Regions from separate parts of the Homo sapiens genome. Here all the other regions are linked to region 1. The links are chromatin contacts, found by Hi-C or POLR2A ChIA-PET in ENCODE. All regions are on one chromosome and are shown on one strand. Each heading gives the region's core, a stretch centred on a gene start or an enhancer-like site at or near the end of the contact. The rest is flanking DNA. Distances are from core to core; before and after follow the strand shown. Region 1 holds the start of MIR31HG (MIR31 host gene). Region 2 holds the start of CDKN2B-AS1 (CDKN2B and CDKN2A antisense cis and trans regulatory RNA 1). Region 3 holds the start of CDKN2A (cyclin dependent kinase inhibitor 2A).

What was found. A loop is a pair of places that touch in the nucleus more often than their neighbours do. ChIA-PET counts read pairs that join two places held with the same protein, here RNA polymerase II (POLR2A). Pooled maps may share reads with other maps.
Region 2: a map of IMR-90 shows a loop between it and region 1 (3-fold over the local background). The contact joins the promoter of CDKN2B-AS1 here to the promoter of MIR31HG in region 1. A Hi-C loop is called at or near these places in 4 of 168 maps with a recorded cell type or tissue (Calu3, IMR-90, ascending aorta and 1 more) and 10 of 50 pooled maps. POLR2A ChIA-PET finds 5 or more read pairs at or near these places in 1 of 52 experiments (HEK293).
Region 3: a loop to region 1 is called in a map of CD8-positive, alpha-beta T cell, with 4 times the contacts of the local background. The contact joins the promoter of CDKN2A here to the promoter of MIR31HG in region 1. A Hi-C loop is called at or near these places in 4 of 168 maps with a recorded cell type or tissue (CD8-positive, alpha-beta T cell, ascending aorta, chondrocyte and 1 more) and 5 of 50 pooled maps.

Annotation. Positions count from the first base shown.
Region 1 is chr9:21,557,443-21,562,563 of GRCh38, forward strand. MIR31HG (MIR31 host gene) reads right to left here and starts at 2,356. Exons shown (of 3, transcript NR_152879.1): 1 at 2,047-2,356. RefSeq lists an enhancer at 1,131-1,917.
Region 2 is chr9:21,990,920-21,996,040 of GRCh38, forward strand. It overlaps CDKN2B-AS1 (CDKN2B and CDKN2A antisense cis and trans regulatory RNA 1), which reads left to right and starts at 3,872. Exons shown (of 19, transcript NR_003529.4): 1 at 3,872-4,242. LOC124902130 (a long non-coding RNA gene) reads right to left here and starts at 3,109. Exons shown (of 2, transcript XR_007061436.1): 1 at 2,967-3,109; 2 at 1-1,561. It also overlaps a transcript of CDKN2A not described here. RefSeq lists silencers at 3,546-3,805, 4,126-4,325.
Region 3 is chr9:21,972,434-21,977,554 of GRCh38, forward strand. CDKN2A (cyclin dependent kinase inhibitor 2A) reads right to left here and starts at 2,424. Exons shown (of 3, transcript NM_000077.5): 1 at 2,245-2,424. The coding sequence starts at 2,394. RefSeq lists silencers at 2,382-2,431, 2,652-2,751 and an enhancer at 2,932-2,981.

The sequences.
Region 1 (5,121 bases), core at 1,106-3,605:
TCATTAAATGTCAATGTTTCAAGTAAAACATTTCTTATAAAAACCTGTTACTGAAGAAAAGAACTGTTAAAGTACATGAATTAAAGTATTTTTAATTATCCCAAATACGTACCAACCAAATTTAACTACAGCTTAGTTTTTTAGGCAAACCAAGATGACTATTTTTTTTAATCTGAGAAAAACATGGTATGTAGAAAAATTCTATTTTATTCAGTTCAACACTCTTCACTTGAGGATATGAAATTTATAAGTATGCAATCTCCTTGAAATTGTAAAAATATAATACACAATTTTATACTACCTTCTAATTTTACTTCCTCAAGCATTTGTTGTAGTTTCTAGAATAGCTATCTAGCCATTACACTGTACATAAAAGTGATCCTCCAATTTATTTCCACTTCTAAAAAGATGCTTAAATATAGAATAAAGCATTTCATACCTCCCTTCTCGTTTAAAATTCCAAAAAGGGCCAACAATCCACATTATAGGTTAAACACTTTGTCTCTGTTATACACTTTTCAGAATTTATAAGACTGAAAAATTATAAAATTTCATCCAATGAATAATTCTGTACTTTATTAAAGTCTGGTTTCTCTAAACATTTACCTATCATCTAAGCAATATTAACATGTACAACAAAGTAGTAATATGGTATAAATAGAAAATAAACACTCCAAGCTGATAATTCCATAAGGTCTAATGATTCTATTAAAACAAACACAAATCAAAATTTTCCATTTTAGGGCCCCAAATTCAACTTGAAACATTTTTTATATGATAAGATTAAAGCAGCTGCCCAATTTTCAGGAAGCTCTGTCTCAAGTTAAGGAAAAAAAGAGAAAGGAGGAACTATAGTTCTTTGGGTGACTTAAATCACTGCCTTTTTTACTTTTTTTGCCTTAAAATCAAGATAAAGTTCTCACCTAAAGATTAACCTCTGAAGACAATGAAAAATAACCAGGATTGGACTTTAAAAAACAACTTAAAAGTCAGCCCCCTCATACAAAACTCGACAACAAATAAACCTAGACTTAACTGTCATTTTCAAATCCAATTTTTACCTGAATTGGTAAAAATTTATTTAAAACAAAATGCAAAATACAATATTGTTTCAATTTTGGCCCAGGAGATAAACACTTTAATGCAGAGTTAATAAACTCCAGCGAATAAATAGGATCATTTTCCTAATTTCACTTCAAAGCTGCCAGGATTTCAATAAGGAAGTTCAAAGGCCCGATTCCAGAAACTAGAGGTCCCCGGAAAGTGAGGGGCGTCTGGCCACAGCCTCAGTTCCAAACCAGGTATAGTTCTTGAGCTGTCATTCTTAGTCCTATTACCACTAATACAAGGTCAAAAAAACGGTCCTGTAAGGTGTCAATTAAGGGGTCACTTTTGCCTAAGGTTTCCTTAACTTCTCTCCTAGTGAAGCCGCTCTAAGTGAACATTTCCGCTGTGTTTTTTTTAATGACTGCCATTGTCTCGCTGGAGAATCGGAGGCTCTTTTAGAAGTACTGTTGGAAAATTCAGGATTTTACAAAACATTTTCTCAGCTGTACAGGGCAAAAACAAACTTTAATCCTACTAGCCATGGGTGTAAACCACAAGCCTAATTTCTCTTCTAAGAAGGGAAAGCTTAGTTAAGTTTTAAAGTGACAGTAATTTTAGGTGGTAAAATGAGCTCAACTCAAACATCGCTGTATGAAAGCGCTCTCCGCCAACACGCTCATGGACACACACAACTCCTTCCTCGAGGTTTAGGGACAGAGAGCGAACCTGTGACTTCGGGCCAGGATGACGACCTGAGATTTGGACAAGAGGAGGCGGCGGTTCCGCGAAGAGCCAAGGGCGGCCGGCGCTCCGGGATGCGCCGGACCCCGCGGCGCATCCTCGTTTGGGCGCCAACGGGCGCCGGCGGTCCTCGGACCCGGGTGTCGACTGCCGTGTGCCCACTGCCGTGTGCCCAGGCCCCGAAGCCTCCTCAACTCCTTGAGGGGCGCCTCCCTAGCCAGCTCAGCGCGCAGCGGGACCAAGGCTCTCCCAGCTTACCTGCGGGTCCGAGTAGGAGGACAGAAGCGCCGCCCGGCCTCGCCCAAGCGCACACGAAGGGGCCGCTTCCCGCCCCCCGCACCCCAGACCAGGCGGCTCACGGAACACCGCCTCCCAGCTCTGGCCCGGGACCAGGCGGTCCCCCAGCCGGCTTCGGCGCCGCGGCCGGGGACGCGCGTCTTCCTTCTCCAGGCGCCGGACGTGGAACCTGCGAGCCCCTGGCGGCGCCCCAAGTTATGCACAGGTCGCAGCTGCTCACCAAGCTCCTCCTGGGAGGCCGCCCTGGTCCCCGAGAGGGGCGCGCGGGAGTGGACGTTCCCGCACCTTCGCCCCATCCACACCTGCCGCCGCCGCCGGGGCCGCCAGCGCCGTGGCTCCGCCCCGGCTCCGCCCCTCGCCGCCCCCGGCTCCCGCTCCAGCCGCCGCCGCGACCGCCGCGGAAAGGAGGGGGAGGGAAGAGGCGCCTGGACGGGGCTGCGGGAGCGGCCGTGCTGAGCCTCCTCCCTTGGGCCCGGACGGGACCCAGGTTTCTCCACTGCAACGCAGCTCCCGAGTGACGGAATTTTGTGGGGGAAGCGGCGGCCACTACGCTCGCTTTTGGCACAGTAGCCCTTTGCGGGTGGGAGCTTCTCGCAGTCAGAGCTAAGGGAGAGGGAGTCCACCTGCAAGAGCCAGAGCTCGCCCTTGTACTCTCCGAATGCAAACTTAGCAAATTGAACAGCGGAAGTACTTCCTTGGTCGGACCCCTGCTCTTCTAGGGGTCTTCTAGAAACGTGGCGGCTATCACAGGCCCCGTGGTATAACTGGCATTTGGAAAACGAGGGTGTTTTTCCATCTGGAGTGGCCTCTCTCCTATCCTCAACCCTCCGTGTCCTTCGACGCCTCTCTCAGATGCCATCTCCACCAAGAATTTTTTCCGGGTACCCACCTGCGCCCAGATTTGATTCCGCCCTCTTTGGGACAGCCTGGGTGCTCTGAACCTTTCCACTGCCCCTTCAGGTGTATGAGAGCGCCTTGTGAAATGCATGGGCCATCGTTAGTTATTTTTATTGCAATATGTGGTTTCATATTCAGTACTGTAGTATACAAGCAGAGATATTTATGCTTTCACAACACTTTTCATTTGGGTTTGAATTCCTTAAACATGAAGACTATAGTAAGTTGCCCATCTCTGGAAGTAAATACTGAGGGGTACATGGCAGGGTAATCCGACCCGATGACCTAGCCAGAAGTTCTGGCTGTCCTACTCAACTATGCCCTCCGCAAGCCCAGCATGGTAGCCTTTCACCTGGATTTGAAGGGGAAAATTGTATTTCTCTCTGAATGTAATTACATTTTGGCAAAGGTCAGTCTAGTTACCACCAAAAAATATTCTACGAGTTGAAGGGTGGGGGTGGGAGCGTCAGAGCAAGGTTAATAGTGGTATTTTATTGATTTTGAAGTAAATATAACTCTACGTAGTCATTTGTTCAACCAAAACGAAAAATATTCATCAAATATTCCCTAATAAGTTGGTACTCATTTCCTTAGCCACTTTAAAAAACACAAGTCAAATATAATTGATTATATAAATTGTATTTGCATGAAGATTTGAGTCCAAGGACTATAAGAAAGATTCAAATTTTAAATTTTCTGCATACGATATGGTTAAATAAAATGTTTGTATACTATTTCCTATACCTAAGTGTATGTTTTGAGTTGAGATGTCAGTAGTGTTTAATGGTTAATAGTGTTAAGTAAACGACAGCTAGGAATCACTACAGTTAGCTTAGAACAGGTTGAATTTATGAACTCCCATTTTAAAGAACTGAGAAATCTCAAACCATATGACTGCCTTGACCAAGAAATAAAAAAAATTAAACAGATTCTTAATATTAAAATTTCTGAAAATTTTGAAAAATGAATTTTTAAAATTAACAGTCCTAGTATTTTTAAAAAGCAAATATTTTAGAAATCATGAAAAATGTACCTTAAGATGTAAAAGAGGATAAACCTCAGAGCTAAGGTCTTTTTAAAAATGTAGTTAGTGAAACCTATTCATGGAAAACTCAAAAGCATTCTTTGAAGTGAAAAAAGTACTCTAAATTTATTATGGAAAGTATAGTATCATTGAACTCAAATAGCTATTTTAAACATCGTAATTCTGTGAGTAACAAGAAAAAAAAGCTTTCCTTATATGTGAATCCCACTAGGCAAGACTTTGTCCAAAGTCCAACAGAAAAAAATATTGAATAAACAAGCATAAGCATCTCATTCGTGGAACATATTTTTAAGCTTTTATACAGAAGCCCAAAATAATATTATAGAAAAGATTACACAATTGCATAGCCAAAATTATATATCATAATATTATGAATAGCAAAGAAGCAAAGAAGGAATAATTCACCTCAAATAGCAAATAAACAAAAAGTGTCTTAAGCCCATAGTATCTTTTAGACTTCAACTGAGGCAAGCAAGCTGTTTGGCCCAAGACAAATATACATAATATCACAGTAAACCCAGAGCTAATAGAATACAGCCATAAGAGGCCCACATTGCAAACACACAGGCATCTGTAGCTAAAACTATCAAAGGGGCTTGCCCAGGGTACTTCACATACAACTTTTTGTTCCATCTTACTTCATTATAATGACAGCATCATCTTGAATGTGAGAATTTCCTCCTCAACCTTTACCTGCAAGTAAAAGATGAACCACTACTCATTTTCTAGTTGTACCCTAAAATGAATAAATAAGTCAAAGTTTCTACTGGCATTTAAATTATTTCTAAATATATTACTTACAAAGCTTAATGTATTATTTTAGTGATTAATAATTTCTGTACCATAAAACTTGTTCTGTATTAGTTATCACGTCTTTATACATCCACTGGTAATCAAGGACTTTCAGAAGAGAGTAGAATACAATCTTTATTTTATTTAAAGTTTAAATATATGTATTTAAGATACATATGTGTATGTGTGTGTATACATATGTATGTGTGTGTGTGTATATATATATATATAAATATAAATATAAAATGCACCCACACACATGAAGTACAGGACAAATGGGAACAGAAATGCCAAAACAATCT
Region 2 (5,121 bases), core at 2,622-5,121, 430 kb after region 1:
ACAAAATTGTTTTTCTTGATGGTGAAGTGTTTAAGAGGTGGATTAATCTCATTGGGCAACAAATAGAGAAGATATTAGTAGTTAGGTATATGAGAATCAGAATTCAGATAATTTGTCTTAAAAATTCATATTCAATGTAAAAATTTTATATTTAGAAAATGAAACTGTACCCATTGTTTATATAACTTAAACTGCCAAAATAAAGCACCACAAAAACTTTTTATCACGTTGGTTTTTGTATCAGGCTGGGCTTTGCAGCAGATGGAGGAGCTAGGGCAAGCTTGTCCAACCTGTGGGCCCGAGGGTCACATGCAGCCCAGGATGGTTTTGAATGCTGCCCAACACAAATTCATACACTTTCTTAAAGTATCATGAGTTTTTTTTTTTTTTTAAGCTCATCAGCTATTGTTAGTGTTAGTGTATTTAATGTGTGTCCCAAGACAATTCTTCTTCTTCCTATGTGGCCCAGGGAAGGTAAAAGATTGAACACCCCTGGCCTACAGTGTTCTACTATGAAGTTTCAGTTTTAGTTCGGCCTAGAATGTTTTAGTACAGAAGGCAAGTGAGATTTTCTCTGTTTCTCCAAGGACTTTTGAAAAAGTGTAAAAGCACTGGGCCCACTGTTGAACCTTGCTATAAAAAAGTATTTTTGATACCATTTGTATCACTTTAGTAATAGGAGTTTTTCATATGTTGGGAAAATGGTTTAGCTTAACTCTATCATGGTAGTTGATAGTGATGAACTAACGTGGAATAATAGATCTGTAAACCATCATAGACGGTAATAGGCTATGTTGTTGCTACCTTAGGATCATAATGGACTTTCTAAAATTCAAGAGTACTCAAAGAAGTAAAATGAATATAAGTCTTGATTTCTGAAAGGGCTATGGTTCACTTGGAACACAATACAAACTGTGAATCATGTACACATGGGGAATAATGGTTTATACTAACTGCACAGTGCTTACCTTGAGAGGACTCTGTGCTATTAAAGAAAAAAATAACCTGAGCCTTCTGAAGTAGCTATAAACAAATGAATATTTAACTTCATAATAAAAATATGACTATTTTGTAAATGCACCAAGGTAGAAGTAACAAATCAACTATGGCAATTTTTCAGGTTTCTGTGGTTAAGAAACTGGTAACGTGGAATTTTAGTATATGTATTTCCAATCATATAAAAATAAAAAGTCATAATAAACATATTTGCAGAAACTTAAAAAAAGTTAAAATAACATCTTATTTGCAATGATATTAAATAATTCATACAAGTAATTTTTAGCACTTGTGCCTCTCAAGGAATTGTATGAATCCTAACATAATTAGTATCCATATATATTCCCAAATCAATATAGCCATGGGCATAAAATATATTAATGTGAAATATATAATTACATATCATTATAATTAACACCGCTAGATTTTATATTATGTATATCATTTTACATATGAAATTGGAAAATTGCATATATTTCAAGACATTCTATCCAAGCTGTGTTCTATCTTGAGAAACTTCCTGAAGATTGCGCTTTTCACATACGTCCTGAAAATTGATTTATACCTAAATAACAAAAAATGATCTATTTCAATGAACCTATCATTTAAATATTTTTGCATTTCATGCATATACATTAACATACTATAAAATATTTTCTCTAACTTAAAATCACCACAATGTTATGTTTTATAGGCCTAAACTAAAAAATACATAATTATGGCATTTATATACATTGACATGTTCTACTTTGTTACTACAGATTTTCAGAGGCAACTTAATAATTTAAACAAAATGATTTTATATAGAATAATATTAACTAGAGTAATAAATATTTTTATATAGACAATAATATTAAGAACTATATTCATACAGTTACCGGTCACAGTGGCTAAACTTTTGCTGATACGGATAAACCACTGTTAAAAAAAACAACAACCAGGGTCTTGTCAATGTTTCAAAATGAATTAAAATCAAATCCAGCAACAGGCCCTGAAATCCTTTATAAGCTCCTTTGACTAAATTAAAAAAATTAACTTGCATAATATGAAAAGTAAAAAATAAAATGTGCATTTATCCTATAGATTATAAATTTTTGCTAATAGAAATTGAGACACTAAATTAAACACTGATAGTTTTAACAGGTTTATATTTCCATGTCAAAGAGACAATTAACATTGCAGTAAAAAAATAATTACCCCTCCGCTGGCCTTTGCTTTTTGAAGCTATATATTCCTGGCGAAGCATACCACAAGGACGGTCATAAAAGTGAAGCCTCATTAAATTACTTTTAGACTTATTACACAAGTTTTAATTAGCATTGTACATATTTTAACTGTACATATATTCTTTCAGTTTTCCTGGTTATAGGAAATTACACTGGCTGTGTCAACATTTGTCAATGTGAGGACAAAACTACCTTGGATTCTGTTTTTCAAGAAGTAGGCCTCATTTTTAAACTGTGCTAACTGTCGTCTGAGATGACTAAAATACTATCAGTTGGGATTTCTCAGGAACAGTTCTACAGTTCTGTCGTTTGCTAAACATACGAGCATTGTCCCGAGCAGTTTCAATCACTCAGGCCGCCGGACCTCTACCTCTAACTCACAAAGAAAGCCCATTTCCCTGTTGGCTGCAAAACTCCCCCAAGAAGCAAGTGCTTGCTCCTCGCAGCAGTAACTGATCCTACGATCCTTGTTAGCATTTCAGGAAGTCGCTGCCTGCGTGCCCCGTATCTCACGGGTCCTCCACTCTCCTGGAAGGTGGGAGAGGGTGACCCCGCCGGGAGGCTGGGGAGAAAAAAGGCCGCCTCCAGAAAACTTAGATGGTTAGCAATAATTCTCCCCAAGGAGAAAGAAAGTGTGCTTGAAATACACCTTTCCTACTGTGTGTGTGTGTGTGTGTGTGTGTGTGTGTGTGTGTGTGTGTGTGTCTTAGTCATTCCCACCCAGGATATTCGGGACTCACTGACTTCTGAGGTGGGTTTAGAAGCTCTGTTCGCCTCAGTTTCCCACGATTGAGGGGCTGTGTGAAGGGAGGTCCAGGTTCAATGGTACTGCGAGAACCACATGTCTAAGTCGTTGTAACCCGAATGGGGAAGCCTCCACCGGCGGTTATCTCCTCCTCCTCCTAGCCTGGGCTAGAGACGAATTATCTGTTTACGAAATCACACCAAACAAAACAAGTGCCGAATGCGCCCCGGACTTTTCGAGGGCCTTTCCTACCTGGTCTTCTAGGAAGCGGCTGCTGCCCTAGACGCTGGCTCCTCAGTAGCATCAGCACGAGGGCCACAGCGGCGGGCGCCCCTGGCGCTGCCCACTCCCCCGTGAGCCGCGGGATGTGAACCACGAAAACCCTCACTCGCGGCGGGCCGCACGCGCGCCGAATCCGGAGGGTCACCAAGAACCTGCGCACCATGTTCTCGCCGCCTCCAGGGCCGAGCTCGGCAGCCGCTGCGCCGCCCTTTGGCACCAGAGGTGAGCAGCGCCACTCCTGCCCCCTTAACTGCAGACTGGGACCCACGCACCGCCCCCTGCCCATCTCCGCCCCGCAGGCGCGCACCCGCCTTCCCTGAGCGCGCCCGCCCCCCACCTTCACCCCCACCCCCACCCCACCCCCACTCCCACCCGGACCTCCAAGATCTCGGAACGGCTCTGAGCCCTGCGCACGCGGGAAGGGCTGCCGGAGGCGCCCGTAGGGAGGCGCGCGCGCGGGCGGCTCAGGGCCCGCGTTCCTCTCCCTCCCGCCTACCGCCACTTTCCCGCCCTGTGTGCGCCCCCACCCCCACCACCATCTTCCCACCCTCAGCGCGGGCGCCCCGCGGTGACGGCCCAGGGGCCGGACGCCTGGAACGCAACTCCAGGCAGCTCGCCCCCTAGCTACATCCGTCACCTGACACGGCCCTACCAGGAACAGCCGCGCTCCCGCGGATTCTGGTGCTGCTCGCGTCCCCGCTCCCCTATTCCCCTTATTTTATTCCTGGCTCCCCTCGTCGAAAGTCTTCCATTCTTCAAACTAGATTATTTAAAAATGAAAAAGGAAGAAAGGAAAGCGAGGTCATCTCATTGCTCTATCCGCCAATCAGGAGGCTGAATGTCAGTTTTGAACTAAAAGCCGCTCCGCTCCTCTTCTAGATTTGGAAAACAAGCGAAATTAAACTAAACCGCTGCACGCCTCTGACGCGACATCTGGACACGGCGCGGCGCTGGCGCTGCCGGAGCTGTCGACCCGGCCTGGCGCCGGACTAGGTAGGTGGAGTCGCACCCGGGGGTCCCAGCTGGGTCCGGGCGCCCATTCCCCTCCCAGCTGCCCGCGTCGCCGAGGGCGCCTGGCTGGGACAAGCACCGAGTCCTTTGTGTCTAGCCCATTTTTATTTTCGGTTTTAACCTTCACGACAGCCGCGGAGCATCTGAGCGCTTCTTCCTCTTTCCTCTTCCCCCGCGCTCCCCTCCCCTGCTGGCCGCTCCCCTCCTGTCGCCGCGTCCTCGCGTAGAATGGTTGTCTTGGCGACCGTTGGCCGCTGCCGCCTCCACGCTCTGCCCCGCGCCCAGACACCCCGACTCCCCTTGATCCCGCCGCCTGACTCCTCGGCGTACGTTCTCTCTCCGGTCTCCCCCTCCATGTCCCCTCCTCCCCTTTTCTTCCACATCACCGATCCTTTCTGGACTCTCTCCCTTCCTCCTTTCCAGCTGGGAGACAGGAAAAGCGGTCCTGTTTGGGAACAGTAAAAGCAGGGCAAGGAAAGGAAGGAGCGGCAGAAAGGAGGGGTGAGTCGAGGACACAGGGGCAGCCGGAGAATGCGGAGGAGCCGGGTCCTGAGCGCGGTCTAAGCGAGGCTCGGCTCTCGTCCAGGAACTCGGACGCGGGCTCGCCGGCTCTCCGCGCGCGGGAAGTCGAGCCCAGGACGCCGCCTTCAGGCCGGCGCGCTGACCCGGTGCCCCGACCCGGAGCCTGCGGTCTGCCTGGATCCGTCCTAAACCTCGCGGGCTGGACCCGCGGCCTGAGTGGGTGGGTGTGTGCCAGAGGATTCGGGACTAGGCCCAGCTCCGGGAACCTGGAAATGTGGCCCGCTTCTCAGTGGCTTCCTGTTCATGCGCTTGGGCCTAGTGGCCTAGTTGAAGAAGTGG
Region 3 (5,121 bases), core at 1,174-3,673, 420 kb after region 1:
GGAAGCACAGGCCACAGAGAAAATACAGAGACCATGAGCCAAGGAATTTGATGGTCACTAGAAGCTGGAAAAGACAAGGAAACAGATTGCCCCTTAGAGTTTCCAAAAGGAATGAAACCTTGTGGACCCATTTTTGACTTCTGATCTCTAGAACTGTAAAATAATAATTTTGTGTTTGTTTTAGCTAACACATTTGTGATAATTTGTAACAGCAGCAGTAGGAAACTAAAACACTTCCCAGGTTTATGATTTGAGAGTTCATTAAACAAGAGATGGTCACCTCTTTGGTTCCTAAATCATCTTGGAAACAAAGCCATTTCCAGAGAGGAATTTTAAAATACTGTCTGCAGTCATAGCAACCTTAAAATTTGAGTGCTGCATGGTGGAAGTAGACAATTTATTTTAGGATAACTGTTATTTGTTATATTAGTTTGAGGATGGTGGTGTTAAAGAGGAGTTACTTATTTTTAGGTACATTTCATACTAAACACAAATTGCATAATTTGCCTAAATCAAGGAATTATACTAAATTATATTATGGTTATTAAATCCTGTCCTGAGAAAGTGAAACTGACTCAGTTTTCAAAGAGACAAAGAGAAAGTATAAGCAAACCAAATTGCAGCTACAAAAAGAAAGACAAAATGTTGCAGTATATTTATTGTTTTGTGTATTCAATGAAGTCCTTCGTCTTGGTCATAAAACTAGCCTTAAAGGTTTTTCTTATATTTCATAGTATGAAAAATCTAAAAAGTAACCCATATGTAAATATTTAAATCATGATAGAAATCCAAAGCAAAAAGAAAATGAATCAATTGAATTAAAATGTGTAGGATGCTTAAACCCATTTGATAATATATCCATTTGATAATATACTAATATGAATTTAGTACTTTAAAATGTTATATAAATAAATGTTCCTATATTAAACACCAATGTAGTTAGGATTCTAAGCCAACATCATTTCCCCTTTTCTACATGTTCTTCTCCCGTCTCCATTAAAAATTGTCAAAACTATCCACTTTTCTTTTTCCTTTTTGTTTTTAAACAAATAAGGTCTCTTCTAAGATATTGTAGGACTACAAAGCCAAACTCCCGGGTTCAAGCTGTTGGCAAAATTTTAGAGATGCTAAGTTACCCATGTATTAATTACTTTTAAATCCTCCCCTAACTCCCTCACAAAACAGGAGTAGGGAGAGGAGAAACACCTCTGTTCAAAAATGAGGAATTGAAAACTCTTATCACAAATAAACTATATCAAGTAAGCTAAAGATAGTAAAAGAGCAAAAATGTTAGCAGATATTCCCAAAATGGTAACTACATATTACCTCTGGAATGATCACATGAATGTGGCTCATTATTTCCTAAGTTCCTACAGCAAACATATATTTATTTGCCCTACTCAGTTAAAAATAAACACAATATGTAGTTGCTTCTGAATAATTTTTCTCTCTCTCTTTCTCTCTTTCTTTCTTTCGACAAAGTCTCACTCTGTCACCCAGGCTGGAGTGAAGTGGCTCCATCTCGCTGTTCACTACAACCTCAGCCTCCCGGGTTCAAGCGATTCTCCTGCCTCAACCTCCCGAGTAGCTGGGATTACAGGCGCCTGCCACCACCCCCGGCTACTTTTTGTATTTTTAGTAGAGGCGAGGTTTCACCTGTTGGCCAGGCTGGTCTCGAACTCCCGACCTCAGGTGATTCCCCCCGCCTTGATCTCCCAAAGTGAAGGGATTACAAGGCGTGAGGCACCGCGCCCGGCCGCTTCTGAATAATTTCGATCAAAATTTATATTCGATATTTATTCCAACATACACCACAGATTTCCACTGATAATCCCTCCTAGTAAGAAAGATAAGCTCCATCCAGGTATCTGTGAATTGGAGGCTAAGTAGTCCCAGCACATCTTACATTTCTTTAAGACTCCCTTTTTATCCCAAACGTTCGTAAATTTTGTATCTGATAAAGAGCATACTTCCATCTAATACAAATATGTTCCCCCCTTCAGATCTTCTCAGCATTCGAGAGATCTGTACGCGCGTGGCTCCTCATTCCTCTTCCTTGGCTTCCCAAGCCCCCAGGGCGTCGCCAGGAGGAGGTCTGTGATTACAAACCCCTTCTGAAAACTCCCCAGGAAGCCTCCCCTTTTTCCGGAGAATCGAAGCGCTACCTGATTCCAATTCCCCTGCAAACTTCGTCCTCCAGAGTCGCCCGCCATCCCCTGCTCCCGCTGCAGACCCTCTACCCACCTGGATCGGCCTCCGACCGTAACTATTCGGTGCGTTGGGCAGCGCCCCCGCCTCCAGCAGCGCCCGCACCTCCTCTACCCGACCCCGGGCCGCGGCCGTGGCCAGCCAGTCAGCCGAAGGCTCCATGCTGCTCCCCGCCGCCGGCTCCATGCTGCTCCCCGCCGCCCGCTGCCTGCTCTCCCCCTCTCCGCAGCCGCCGAGCGCACGCGGTCCGCCCCACCCTCTGGTGACCAGCCAGCCCCTCCTCTTTCTTCCTCCGGTGCTGGCGGAAGAGCCCCCTCCGACCCTGTCCCTCAAATCCTCTGGAGGGACCGCGGTATCTTTCCAGGCAAGGGGACGCCGTGAGCGAGTGCTCGGAGGAGGTGCTATTAACTCCGAGCACTTAGCGAATGTGGCACCCCTGAAGTCGCCCCAGGTTGGGTCTCCCCCGGGGGCACCAGCCGGAAGCAGCCCTCGCCAGAGCCAGCGTTGGCAAGGAAGGAGGACTGGGCTCCTCCCCACCTGCCCCCCACACCGCCCTCCGGCCTCCCTGCTCCCAGCCGCGCTCCCCCGCCTGCCAGCAAAGGCGTGTTTGAGTGCGTTCACTCTGTTAAAAAGAAATCCGCCCCCGCCCCGTTTCCTTCCTCCGCGATACAACCTTCCTAACTGCCAAATTGAATCGGGGTGTTTGGTGTCATAGGGAAAGTATGGCTTCTTCTTTTAATCATAAGAAAAAGCAAAACTATTCTTTCCTAGTTGTGAGAGCCCCACCGAGAATCGAAATCACCTGTACGACTAGAAAGTGTCCCCCTACCCCCTCAACCCTTGATTTTCAGGAGCGCGGGGTTCACTAAGTCAGAAACCCTAGTTCAAAGGATTCCTTTTGGAGAGTCGGACTGCTCTCTCCTTCCCCTCCCCTTCCCCTCCTGCGTGTAAAACGGCTGTCTGGGGCAAGGGTTTCTCAGACGTGTACATTGCCTGGTATAAGAGCAGACTCTGAAAAGATGAGGTTTATTTAATACGGACGGGGGAGAATTCTGCCTGTAGGCAGATAGGAAAATGGGGAGGGAGTCATTGGAAGGACGGACTCCATTCTCAAAGTCATAATTCCTAGACCAGAAAAAGTGCTCAGTGTTCTAGAAGCAGAGTTGCACAGTGATCCAAAGACCAGCTTCAAATACTGTCCTGTCTCCTTCACACTTCTCACATTTCTCTTTCCTACTGAAAATACCTTGCATTTTTCGTAATTATAAAGGGGGAAGGGAATATGAGTGCCCCCTGCTTTATAGGGGTTGTTGTGAGTTTAAATGATGTATTAATACATATAAGCCTTAAGAACAGTGCCACACATCCTAAGCTAATACCTGTTAGCTCTTGAATTATCCGCTTTGAGGACTGGCTTGCAATCTTGTTTTGAGGCATAGAAAGAAAATGCTTTGGAGCAGGACGCGGTGGCTCACACCTGTAATCCCAGCACTTTGGGAAGCCGAGGCGGGCAGATCACCTGAGGTCAGGAGTTCGAGGCCAGCTTGGCCAAAATGGTGACACCCCGTCTCTACTAAAAATACAAAAATTAGCTGGCCATGGTGGCGCACGTGTGTAATTCCAGCTACTCAGGAGGCTGAGGCAGGAGAATCGCTTGAACCCGGGAGGCAGAGGTTGCAGTAAGCCGAGATCGCGCCACCACCCTCCAGCCTGGGTGACAGAATGAGACTCCGACTCAAAAAAAAAAAAAAAAATGCTTTGGATAGAATTATCACTATTACATAAAAGGAAAGTCCGGATGCGGTGGCTCACGTCTATAATCCCAGCATTCTGGGAGGCCGAGACAGGCGGATCACCTGAGGCCAGGAGTTCGAGACAAGCCTGACCAACATGGCGAAACCCTGTCTCTACTAAAAAATACAAAATTAGCGGGGCTTGGTGGCGCATGCCTGTAATCCCAGCTACTCGGAGGCTGATGTAGGAGAATCGCTTGAACCCAGGAGAAGGCGGAGGTTGCAGTGAGCCGAGATCGCGCCATTGCACTCCAGCCTGGGAGACAAGAGCGAAACTTGGTCTCAAGAAAAAAAGAAAGAAAGAAAGAAAGAAAGACCAAGAAGAACTTACTCCCTGAAAAGATTATGGGCACCCTCCACCACCCTCACTTACAAAGAAAAGTTAAACAGCACTAAAGAGTATAACAAGCGCAAGGAGGTAAAAGTTCTAATTTTTCCTGTGACTACTACTTTTTAAGCTTATCAAAAACATGTACTACGTTTTAAAAAATGGATTGCTCAGACTTTGCTGATGCCTTAAGCACATGCTTAATCTGCCTACTGGATAATCCAGCTCTGTTTAAAAGTTATATTTCAATCCCTGGTTGACTTAAACCTTGTAGACCCAGTATATCTTGTACTTTTAGTGTCTGCTTGATTTTAAAACATGTAGTTTTTAAAATGAAGCCAATGAAAACAATTTGGGATGTCAAGTATGTTATTAAAATCTACAATGCATTACTGTACCATTTATATTTTCCTCGGGGTACCTCTCAATTAGCTGTGTAGCAATGATAGGGAAAATTCAAACTATCGATAAATAAAATTATTTTAGTTTAGTTTAAGATATTTTATGATGGAGGAGGAAGAAAGTGGTTGCCAGGATGGGAGGGAGGGAACACATTTCCATCACTAATACAATGGTTCTTTCTTTTTGTTTGTTTGTTTTGTGTGTTTTTTTGAGATGGAGTTTCGCTCTGTTGCCCAGGCTGGAGTGAAATGGCACCGCACGATCTCTCTCGGTTCACTGCAACCTCCGCCTCCCGGGTTCGAGCAATTCTCCTGCCTCAGCCTCCCGAGTAGCTGGGATTACAGGCACATGCTGCCATACCCAGCTAATTTTTGTATTATTAGTAGAGAC